2 separate regions of the Homo sapiens genome follow, and region 2 is linked to region 1. A link is a contact called in ENCODE Hi-C or POLR2A ChIA-PET data. All regions are on one chromosome and are shown on one strand. The core of a region is the stretch at or near the end of the contact, and the rest is flanking DNA. Distances in the headings are between cores, read along the strand shown.

Region 1 (6,037 bases), core at 3,389-5,888:
TGCATCACCTTATTTAATTCTCATAATAGCCTTACGAGGGAGGCACTGAGGCTTAGAGGGATGAGGAGATCTGCCCAAGCTAGTGAGAGAAGGAGCTGGGGTGAACACTTACACTTTTCACCCTAGATCTTAATCGTTGTCTAACACCGTCTCCTTCCACTTTGTGATACCTAGCCATAATCCAACTGCTCAGAGATGGGCAGTGCAGTGAATGCTCTTATACCCTGCCCAGATATCCTTTCTGAGGGACCCCTTACAGCCATGAGAGAAGGATGCTACGGGCTATATATGCCCTTCTCTGGGGACCAGCCCCTGCCCAGAAATGCCTGCGAAGCTAAGCCCTCCATCTCTTCCCACAGCCAATGGCTGACTGATACTGGAGCATAGAGGCCTGGTCCTTGCTCAAAATGTGACAACTCTGAGGTGCCATTCACTCTGGTGCTCCTTGGAGTCAGGAGAGGCAAGACTTCAGCTGAAACCACCTCTTTACTTGGTTCTCCCCCTGCCCTGCCCTGTCCTTGCTTCCCGATGGCTGTCTCTTAAGAATCCTACCCCAGGAAATCACTTACACAGGAGACCCTGAGTCAGGCTCTGCTTCTAGGAGCCTCACCTCAGAGGCAGACAGGCTTTATCAAGCACCATGTTTTGGACCGCAACCAAAGCGGCTTAGAGGAAGCTTCTGAACTGATATTTGTTGGCTTTTAAAATAAAAGTATGTTTGTCCTTTAAACAACCCCACATTTTTGCCTAAGTGCTTCATTTAGGTAAAAAATGGAAAACAGCGGTCTTAACACTTACTTCACTAAAGAAGCTTTGCGACACAGTTTGTCAGCACCCCTGTAGTAATTCACCAACTGTACCAGCCCGGGCTCGTGACCTAGGAAGGAAAGAGGAGGCTCAGAAGGGACACAGGACACAGCAAGCAGGAGAGAGGACAGCTGTGTCATGCCCAGCTTTTCTCTCTCTCATCTCAGGATTGGCTGTTAGAAAATGGAAAATGGAACAATTTTGTTTCTCTGTCCCCAGGGACCCTCTTTCTCTCAGTATTCCGCTGGCAACCTTCATTCTCCCCACAGTGGATATTATATCAACATCGTAGGTTTGCCAAAACTGCTGCTACCTTTGTCTGTTTTTTCTTGTTAGGGTAGAGGGTATTGAGGGTATTTTTTCATTTCACCTCTCCCTGACTGCACACTGCATTCCGCTCCTGGCTTAACACATATAGACTTGTCACTCTGTACAATAAGGCTACTTTAACAGTCACGCTTTCCACATCCGTAACCTGGCTTTCCATACCAAGGAAGGAAGGAGAACTAGAATGATGCTGGTCTCAAGCAAGTCTATCTCTGCAAGCTTCTAGGTGAAGGAAGGTAGTGGAGAGGCCATGTCTACAAAATCAGAAGCCCTGAGAGCTTTCTTCTGTGCCGCATTCCATGGGGAAACTCATTTTCAACAGCTCTTATTACATGTGGCTTTTTTTTATAGAATTAGAGCAGAAAGGACACAAAGAAAAACAATTTTTATTAAAAATAAAAAGTGTTTTCAGCCAGACACAGTGGCTCATGCCTGTTATCCCAGCACTCTGGGAGGCTGAGGTGGGTAAGTCACCTGAGATCAGGAGTTCAAGACCAGCTTGGCCAACATGGCAAAACCCCATCTCTACTAAAAACACAAAAACTAGCTGGGCGTGGTGGCGCACACCGGTAATTCTAGCTACTTGGGAGGCTGAGGCATGAGAATCACTTGAACCTGGGAGGCAGAGGTTGCAGTGAGCCAAGATCCCACCACTGCACTCCAGCCTGGGCGACAGAGCAAGACTTCATCTCAAAAATAAAATAAAATAAAAAATGTTTTGTTTCAAATCTTAATAAAACACACTGTATTTCCAGTAACAAAATCAAAGTAAGACCAAAGGAATTTTCAGTTGAAAATGCCAGAAGAAAGAATAATTTCTCTGAGAATGGCATACAGTCAAATCAAAAGTTTCAGGCAGGCATTAGCTGGCTCTCACTGGTCTCCCTGAGCAGACAGACCTGATTCCCACCTGAACTGCCTACATTCTTATCCACAGGGCACCTGCCTTCCTGAGCCTTTACCTAGCTCTATAAATCTTCTCCTTGGCTTTCATGTAGTACACTTTAAGCAAAAGGTAAATATCCCTTAACAGTGATGGCATATAACCAATTTTGTTGTAGGATGCTGTTTTCTTTCCCATAAAAACCAAATGTTGGCCGGGCACGGTGGTTCATGCCTGTAATCCCAGCACTTTGGGAGGACGAAGTGGGCGGATCACCTGAGGTCAGGAGTTCGAGACCAGCCTGACCAACACGGCAAAACCTTGTCTCTACCAAAAATACAAAAAATTAGCTGGGCATGGTGATGCGCGCCTGTAATCCCAGCTACTTGGGAGGCTGAGGCAGGAGAATTGCTTGAACCCAGGAGGGAGAGGTTGCAGTGAGCCAAAATTGCACCACTGCACTCCAGCCTGGGCGACAGAGTGAGACTCTGTCGCAAAACAAACAGACAAACAAAAAACAAAACTACAAAAAAAAAAAAAAACACATACAAACAAAAAGCTCAAACGTTTACTGATCATCTCCTGAATTTGTGGTATCTGTTCAGGATTCAAATTCTGGAGGCTTCTGCTTCTCACTCCTAGGCTTAAGCACCAGGGTAATGCCAGTCACTCCTACCTCTGCCTGGGCGGAGCCATGTTTGTTGTTTTTAATGTTATGATTCCACCTAAGCTTTCACAGCTAGGCACTGCCAAGAATATAGAGGGAAGTCAGGAAGTCTGGAAGGGGAAGTGGACAATGCAAGGAACAAATAATTGTTCTCAACTATAAGCAATTCTTCCTCTCCTTTCAGATCATGAATTCTCTTTGCTAGGGTCTTCCTGACACCGGTTAACCAAAGGGAGCCTCCAGGCACAGTCTCCATATTCTAAGATTTCTGGGTGTTCAAATGGGTCCTTCCATGGAGTCACCATTCTACATCATAAACTTGTATACCAATGAAAAGTTGTCCCAGGTACTATTCAAAAGAAGAAAATCCAGCAACTTTACACTGCAGCTCTTCATTCCTCCAACGATTTGAGTTTTACACAGCCCCCTCCCAAAGGCTCTGTCTATGGAAGCTCATAAATGACCAGTCAATTCCAAATGGCCCGTATTCAGTTTTTACCCATTTGAATTCTGACCACACCTATTTCTAAAAACTGTTTTCTCTCCTGGACATAGAACATTGCTCTCTCTGGGTTGCCCTCCAAGGTAGAGGTGACTCTTCCTCCGTATCGATTCTCCCCTTGTCTTTGGAATACAATTGGCCCCCACCTCTGGTGAATTCTGGCAAGGAACATGGCTCCCCGGAGAGAAGATGCAATTCCCAGATGACTGTGCAGAGAGGGAGGCCATGAGACTATGCTCAGGTCAATAGGATGTGAGTTGAACCGATCTGGGCAACTTCTGGATGACATCACTTACAAAGGAGCCGCTAGTCCCCTCCTATCTCCTGCGCTTTCCTACCCGTGGACATGTGGGTATGGTGGTGCCCAGCCAGCTTCAACCATGTGGATGAAGGTAATTCCCTCGGGGAGAGCAGGGAAGACAGGGAGGGCGAACGCAGCCTCGTGTAAGATCTTAATCCAATGCAGAACTGCGAAAACACATTATTTGGTGAAACTAAGGAAAGGTTTATAATCAGACATCCCTCCACACTTCCCTGGGCTAGGGTCTCTTCTGCAGCTCCTGCTTTTGGAATCCGGGGGTCTTTTCCAAATCCTCTGATCGCTCCTCCGCGCCTTCGGGGGGCAGAAGCCTCAGGGGTTTCAACACCTACGGCTCCCCCGCCCGCGCCCACGCCAAGCAGGGAGAAATCCTCAGTGCAGACGAGCTGCAAAAGATGACTCCAGCCGCCCGCTCTGCGGAGCCGCGCCCAGCGCGGCGGACCCGCCAAATCTGGGGGCTTCGGCCCGGGGGAGCCGCTAGACTCGCGCCTCAGGTCCCAGCCCCGGCGGCCAGCGTCTCCCGGGCTGCAGGGACCGGTCACCGTCGGGAGGTAGCTGCGGCCCCGAGTGGCCGCACCGCGACTCCGACTCTAAATCCAAGTTAGGAGACAAGAAAGCATTAAAAACGACAGGTTTCGATCTTTCCGAATCCGTTTCTGATGTGCCCGACAAGCGACAGAGGAGAAAATGTATGACCTTTAAAAACAAAAGCGCCGGTTCTAACGGGCCGCGGGAGGCGCGCAGGGCCGCTCCGAGGAGGGCAGACGGGAATCGGGGAGGGGCTCACCCAGTCTCCCGAAGGGCAGCCGATTCCTCTCTCCCAGCATCAGGTTGAATCTGGGGTTGTCTCGCCGCAGCCTCTTCCAGTGGCCGGTGGCGAGGAGCAGCCGGGAGACCTCGGCGTAGACGCTGCTGTTCTCATCGCGTACCACGAAGGTGTACATGGCGAAGCGCCGCGCGCCCGGGCCGCCGGGCAGCCGCCGCAGGGACCAGGCGGCCGAGAAGGCGGCTCAGCGCGGACCCCGCCCGGGCGCCCGCCGCGGCCCGGCCCCCGCCGCCCGCGCCGGCTACCGCGCCTCTCGGGTGCCGGCGGCGCCGCGCCCGGGCGCCCGCCGGGTGCCGGAGAGGAAAGCGCCGCTCGCACGCCCGCCCCCGCCGGCGCGGCCCCGCCTCTGTCCCGTGATTCCGCGCGGCCCGGCCCCGCCGCGCTCTGGAGGAGCCCGTGGGCGGCGGCGCCGCGCCCTTTCCGTACCCTCCCCCGGGGGCGGCGGCGGCGCAGGGTTGGAGACCCGCGGCGGTGGGCGCGGCTTTACCGCAGCGGGCGGACTGTGCGGTGGAACCGGAGCCCGGGCCTGGGGTGGTTCTTTCCGAGCCCCGGGTCGCAGCCGGGGGGCGGTGCCGGCGGAAGATCCCAGTTTGCAGGGCTCGATCTGGGTTTTTCTTCTATTGCCAAAGGACCTTTAATGGATAAAACCCAAAAGTTCTAAGGCCCGGTCCTGTGGCCTAATGAAGAAGCGCTTCCTCTTCCTCTTTGCTTAACGACTACGGAGACCCGGAGCGTCGGTTTTGTTTGTGTCGAGTGCTCCTTCCTTCGGCTGAGCCCAGGGTGGCGCACGGCCAAGGGGATGACCTTAGACTCTGCTGGTGGAAGCAGGTCCCAAACCGACCCCCTGGAGCCCTGGGCTCCGCTCTTTTCCTGCCTTTTACCGGCATTCAGCCACTTGCTTTCCCTTCTCCGGACCTCGATTTCCCCTTATGAGCGGCGGAGAGTGGCTCTTAAAAGTCCCTTCGGTTCTGATAGCCCACTCTGAAGACTGTGCTGCTGCATTTGAGATACAAAGAGAAGGCAATGATCATCAGAGCTCCCCCAAACTTCCTACAGTCCCTCATAAATTACCCACATCAGCCCTGCGCCTTGCATCTTTTACTCTCCTGTAGATAAAGAACACCCTGGGGCCTCTCCCCTTCCTGTCCCCCGATGCTCACGGTATCTACCCGAGCACATTGTAAAAGCGCCCTTCTCCTTCCCATCGTTGCCCAGATTCCACGGGGCCGCCAGGCGCTCACTCGCCTGTCTTGCGCACCGGCTCCACCTGCAGGCAACCGCTGGCTGTGGAGAGCCCGCTCAGAGCAGAAATGGGGCAGACTTAGAGGTGCTGGGTGCTTGCACTCCTTCCCAGCTGCTCTCCCTCCACGAGGGATAGAGTTGGTCGAGAATGCCCTGGCCCTCTCGCCCTCCGCACGTGCCCTGCGGGGAGGCGTGTGTCCTAGGCGTATTGCGGTGGTCCTCTGTAGGCCACGGCTGCGGTTGTCCACAGCTGCAACTTGCTCATCAGGGCATCTTCTGTTGGCTTCCTTCCTTTCCCTGACTACCGATGTTTCCTGGGATCACCTCCCAAAAAAACTACTGTACTCGTGCTCAAATTCTTGTTCCAGGGGGCACCGTTTGGGGGAACTCGAGCCAAGACGCTGTGTTTGCCGCTCTTCACGGCTGATCACCTTGAAAGTGACGTCCACTCCCACCATGCTGCA
Region 2 (5,578 bases), core at 2,539-5,038, 140 kb before region 1:
TTTCAGGACTCTGGCCATCTTTTGCACATGTTGGTTGGGAGGTTGGGAGGTGCTAGGCGGGCAGGAGCTCTGTGACAGTGGCCTTAGTTGTGTCCTAATCCTCCCCTCATTCTTCACATGACTAGCTATATCATAAATACTTACCCCAGGTCCCAAAGGTGTCTCTATGATTGGTAATGGGGCCACAACCCAGTTCCTGCTACCCAGGAGACTGAGGTTCAGGTTTCCTGCCCTAGTGAAGCATCCCCATCAAGCTCAGCATGGCCTGCTGATTCTCCTGGAGATGGAGGCAATTCAGGTACAAGCCTGGATTTCTGAAGAACCACTCTTGGTGCTTGCAGAGCCACGACAAGTACCAGCCACACTCCTGCAACCTTCACACCTTATGAGAAAACAGCACTTTATGCTTCTAATCTATCTATCTATCCATCCATCCATCTATCTATCTATCTATCTATCTATCTATCTATCTATCTATCTATCTATCTATCTATTTTTTTTAAATGAGATCTGAAGAATCAAGGCCAAAAGACCCCTGGGTGTTTCTCTGTAGGACCTCTTTTTAAGGAGGGAAAAACCTGAGTAAATTAAAGTTCGCAGCCCTAGGGCGGTGGCCCAAGGCAGTGGAGGCCCACCGCTGGAGGTATTCATTGGAAAAAGCAGTGGGAGTGGAGAATTCTGTCTCGGAGTAAGCTGTCCACAAGTCTGCTCGGAGGCTGTGACTCACTCTGAGGAAAAGGAGTGCCCTGTATTCTGGAGGAGGCTGCTTTCTCCAAACAGGAGATCTGTGGCCAAGGAAGGAAATGAAGCAATCCAAGACTGATCAGCAGCCGTGGGGCAGGCAGAGCTAGACGTCCACACCACCCCCAACTCTTTGTGCTTAATATTTGCCCTGTGCCCCCAAGGAATAAACAGCACTACAGAACTGGATTCTGGTGAGAAGGGAATCAGGCCCTATCTTGGGCCCTCTCTGGACCTTTGTTTGCCCATCTCGAAGGTTAAGGGGTGAACTGGACAGGGAGGAAACTGGCAGCCAACTCATGTCCCAACTCAGCCTGTGGCTGCATTTTATCTTACTCACAGTTAGAAAAACAATTCAATTTAGGTGCCTTTGCACAAGGCTCTTTTCTCCAGTTCGGCATAGCCACTACCATTTCCTGCCATCTTACCCTAAGTCAGCTTCACAAATTCAGGCTCCCTGCCTGCCCTTTGAAGTTATTTGAAATGGCAACTCCAGCACTAGCAGCAACCAAGTCCCTTCCAGCTCTGGGGTCCCTCCCGAGGATTCTATGCCTCGGAGAAACAGGGAGTAGAAGCAGGGTGAGCAGGCTGCTCTGGAATGAGAAGGAGATGATCCTTAGTCTCAGGATGCTACAGAGGGTGAGTGTGGCAGCATGCCAGGGCCGAGCATCTGCCAGGCAGCACCATCACGGCTTAGGGAGAACTCAAAAACAGCCTTTTTTTACAGCCTCCTGGTGCATCCTGTTTCTCTGGTGCTGCTGCCACCAGCAAGTGGGCACCATGCCCACCCTGCAGTGGGCAGTGAGGGGGCTAGGTGCCCATCTGTCCCGTCTCCTAAGCAGGTGCTGGGAAGATGGCGCCTGAGCTCAGGCTGCCCTCTGCTGGGTGAGCATAGAAGCTGCTGTGGGGTCTGAGACCACAGAAAATCCCACAGGGGAAGGAGGCACCCCCTCTCAGATTCTCCACATTCGTGAGGTGGGAATGGCTTGATTGTGGGCTGCTGCATCCCTGCCGCCTTCCAAAGAAGACTCAGTCTCTAGGAAGGTAGTCTCAGGTCCTGTAAGTCTGCATTTAATTAAAATCCCTTTCTTTTTTCTTTTTTGTTTTGAGACAGAATCTCGCTCTGTCACCCAGGCTGGAGTGCAGTGGTGCAATTTCAGCTCACTGCAACTTCCGCCTCCTGGGTTCAAGTGATTCTCCTGCCTCAGCCTCCGGAGTAGCTGGGACTACAGGCACCAGCCACCATGCCCAGCTAATTTTTGTGTTTTTCCTAGAGACAGGGTTTTACTACGTTGGCCAGGCTGGTTTTGAACTCCTGACCTCAGGCGATCTGCCAATATCAGCCTCCCAAAGTGCTGGGATTATAGGCATGAGCCACCGTGCCTGGCCCCAAAATCCCTTTTCTGACATAGGGCCTAGCACGACGATGTGCTCAGTGAATATATATTGAATAAATAACTAGGCCAGCGGTTACCTACGGTAGAAACTGCTTCTGTCTTGTTTGGAAGGGCAACTTTATTGTTTTTCTTCCTCAACTTCCTCTAACAGACGCTAACCCCTAATGTCTACTCGGGGTCCTGCCTGGCTCTCCCAATTCCAAGCTGGTGCTCTGGCCTGGGCATCTTCCTCCAGGCTCCCCGGGGCATGGCTTCTCCTAGTTCCTCAGCCCCAACCCAGGTTCCTGCTGAGATGAGCACAAATCCCCCTTTTCTCTCATCATTTCCTTCTGCCTTCCCTTTGAACACCTGGATTCTTGTTCCACCTTGAGCTCACTGGACTTAGAGATATTCTCTCCTTCCTGAGGCAGCCACAGGGTGTTTCTAGCCCACTTCACTATTAACTGTTGTTACTTGACACATGGGCACGTGTCCATGGGGTGGGGTGGGCAGCAGGAAGGGCTGGGAACTTCTGGTTTCTAGGAGGGAACTCTGGGGCCCCCCTAGGGTTGTCCTGGGATAGGACCAGGCCCAGTTTGGGGCTGGGGTAGGGCTGCATGAGACTGAGCTGAATGCCCCATCAAAGATGAACGTTTCTTCAAGCATATTTCAGGCGTTCTCACTTAGCTCTACACAATGATCTCACCAGATTTGGGGAGGGGGAATGGGGCTCCCTCAGGTTTTTCCTATTATACCTATTTCTCTTCCAATTTATATTTCCTAATCAACAATAGAGATCTGTTTTTGATTAGCTAGATGAGATACATAGGAAAAATTCGGCTGGGCGCTGTGGCTCACACCTGTAATCCCAGCACTTTGGGAGGCTGAGTCGGGTGGATCACAAGGTCAAGAGTTCAAGACCAGCCTGGCCAACATGGCCAACATGGTGAAACCCTCCCCCACTCCCGCCCTGTCCCTACTAAAAATACAAAAATGAGCCGGGCATGGTGATGCATGCCTGTAATCTCAGCTACTCGGGAGGCTGAGACAGGAGAATTGCTTGAACCCCGGAGGCAGAGGTTGCAGTGAGCCAAGATTGCGCCAGTGCACTCCAGCCTGGGTGACACAGCAAGACTCCATCTCAAAAAAAAAAAAAAAAAAAGGAAAAATTCAAAGAGCTATAGAGTCAGTAAAAAGTTTTAGTTGCCCCACCCATTCCTCCATTTCCCTTGCCCAGAGACAGTCTGCTGCCATTTTCTTGTGGATCCTTCTAGAAACAGTATCATGAACATAGTTATATGTATATAGGCATGCATTCAGTCAGTATTTGAACACCTGCTATGATTCAGTTACTGTTCTTCTATAAAACATATAAAAATCCTTGTTCTAGAGAACCTATATTCTAACAGGAGGCAAGGAGTCAGAGAATAAATGAGGTAAATCAAATATATGACATGTTAGATGTTGATACATGCAATGGAAAAAACTTACACAGGGTAGGTGAGTTGGGGTGTGGTCCCGAGTGCCTTTCCCCTGGGCTGCCTCTCCTCACCCTGAGAAACCTGGGGCCACACAGCTGGTGCAGCTCTCAATTCTGGTTTCTCACACGCAGGAACCCCACCCTGCCCTGGTGAGTCACGCCTTCACTTGGCTTCCTGATGTTGGAGGGCAGGCCTCCCTTACTGCCTCAAGGCTGTTCATCATCTTCAGCTTATATCCTGGGTCAACGTTGATGACTACTTTGCTGGCTTTAATTAAGTGGTCTATGGGCCAGGAGAATAAGGATCAACATCATCTGGGGACTTGTCAGAAATGCAAATTCTCAGGCCCCACCCCAATACTACTGGATCAGAAACTCTAGGTTGGGGTCCAGCAATCTGCGTGGTTTTTGTTTTAGTTGATGTTATTGTTTTAGAGACAGGGTCTTGCTAGGCCGCCCAGGCTGGAGTGCAGTGGCTATTCACAGGCACAATCATAGCATGCTGTAGCCTCAAACTCCAGGGCTCAAAAGATCCTTCTGCCTCAGCCTCCCAAGTAGCTAGGACTACAGGCGCACCCTACTGCGCCCAGCTGAGCAATCTGTGTTTTAAAAAGCCTTCCGGATAGCTCTGATGCATGATAAAGCTTTTATGAACCTCTGCTCTGCGGAAATGCCTTACCATCTCACATGCCTACCAGCTATGGTCATAAGCACACATTTTATATAATCGTACCAAGTTTTGAAAAATCTTTTCCAAGTTAAATCCTAGACAGGTGTACAAATTATATGTTAAGAAGTAACAGATAAATCTTACAGCCCAATTATTTGAAAATAAGAATCAAGTCATTTGAGTCTGGGCCTTCGAAATTTGACATGTAAGAATATTCATAGAAAATTGACTTAGTCCTAAATTCTTATCCCTAAATCCTGTTTTGTTTTGTTTTTTAATTTTTTTTTAAATTTTTTTTGGTTTTTTTTTTTTGAGTCAGAGTCTCGCTCTGTCGCCCAGGCTGGAGTGCAATGGCACAATCTCAGCTCACTGCAACCTCTGCCTCCCGGGTTCAAGCAATTCTCCTCGCACCTCAGCCTTTTGAGTAGCTGGGATTACAGGCGCCCGCCATCATGCCCGGCTAATTTTTGCATTTTTAGTAGAGATAGAGTTTCACCATATTGGCCAGGCTGGTCTCGAACTCCTGACCTCATGATCTGCCCACCTAGGCCTCCCCAAGTGCTGGGATTACAGGTGTGAACCACTGCACCCAGCCCCAAATCCTGTTATCTAAAAGATGACAAAATTTGAGCCTAGGCAACATATCAAGACCCCATCTCTACAAATTTTTTTTAAGAAATAGCCAGGTGGCTGGGCGTGGTGCCTCACCCTGTAATCCCAGTACTTTGGGAGGCAAAGGTGGGTGGATTACGAGGTCAGGAGTTCAAGACCAGCCTGACCAATATACTAAAAATACAAAAATTAGCTGAGCATGGTGGCACACGCCTGTAGTCCCAGCTGCTTGGGAGGTTGAGGCAGGAGAATCACTTGGACCTGGGAAGTGGAGGTTGCAGTGAGCCGAGATCAAGCCACCGCACTCCAGCCTGGGTGACAGAGCGAGACTCCGTCTCAAAAAAAAAAAAAAAAAAAAGAAAAGAAAAGAGAAAAGAAATAGTAAGGCATGGTGGTGCATGCTTATAGTCCCAGCTACTCAGAAAGCTGAGGCAGGAAAATCACTTGAGCCCAGAGGTTCAAGCCTTCAGTGAGCTATGACTGCCACTGCATTCCATCCTGGGCAGCAAAGAGAGTCTCTGTCTCTACTGAAAAAAAAAAAAAAAAAAAAGAAAAGAAAAGAAAAAAAAAAGAAAAGAAAAAATTTGGAAATAAATTAAAAGTGCATAAAAGTTATTAAAATACTGCTAAATAGTAATAGATAATTTATCTTCCTCTTTACACTCTGCAGAAGAAACGGTGAATGGTACTTATTAGGCA

The links. Hi-C counts contacts between places; a loop is a spot of excess contacts on that map. ChIA-PET counts read pairs that join two places held with the same protein, here RNA polymerase II (POLR2A). Pooled maps may share reads with other maps.
Region 2: a loop to region 1 is called in a map of naive thymus-derived CD4-positive, alpha-beta T cell, with 3 times the contacts of the local background. The contact joins the enhancer-like site here to the promoter of TTL in region 1. A Hi-C loop is called at or near these places in 1 of 168 maps with a recorded cell type or tissue (naive thymus-derived CD4-positive, alpha-beta T cell) and 7 of 50 pooled maps. POLR2A ChIA-PET finds 5 or more read pairs at or near these places in 5 of 52 experiments (HEK293T, HepG2, IMR-90 and 2 more).

Annotation. Positions count from the first base shown.
Region 1 is chr2:112,480,757-112,486,793 of GRCh38, reverse strand. It overlaps TTL (tubulin tyrosine ligase), which reads right to left and starts at 4,638. Exons shown (of 7, transcript NM_153712.5): 1 at 4,293-4,638; 2 at 799-877. The coding sequence starts at 4,449. RefSeq lists silencers at 3,868-3,967, 4,528-4,917 and an enhancer at 5,238-5,307.
Region 2 is chr2:112,622,746-112,628,323 of GRCh38, reverse strand. No RefSeq gene overlaps it. Among named protein-coding and RNA genes, the nearest start is that of SLC20A1-DT, 19 kb to the left of the region's middle. RefSeq lists an enhancer at 3,705-3,844. Within about 2 kb of position 3,788, at least 10 of the 41 ENCODE cell types and tissues checked have a DNase peak (open chromatin) inside an H3K27ac peak, as active enhancers do.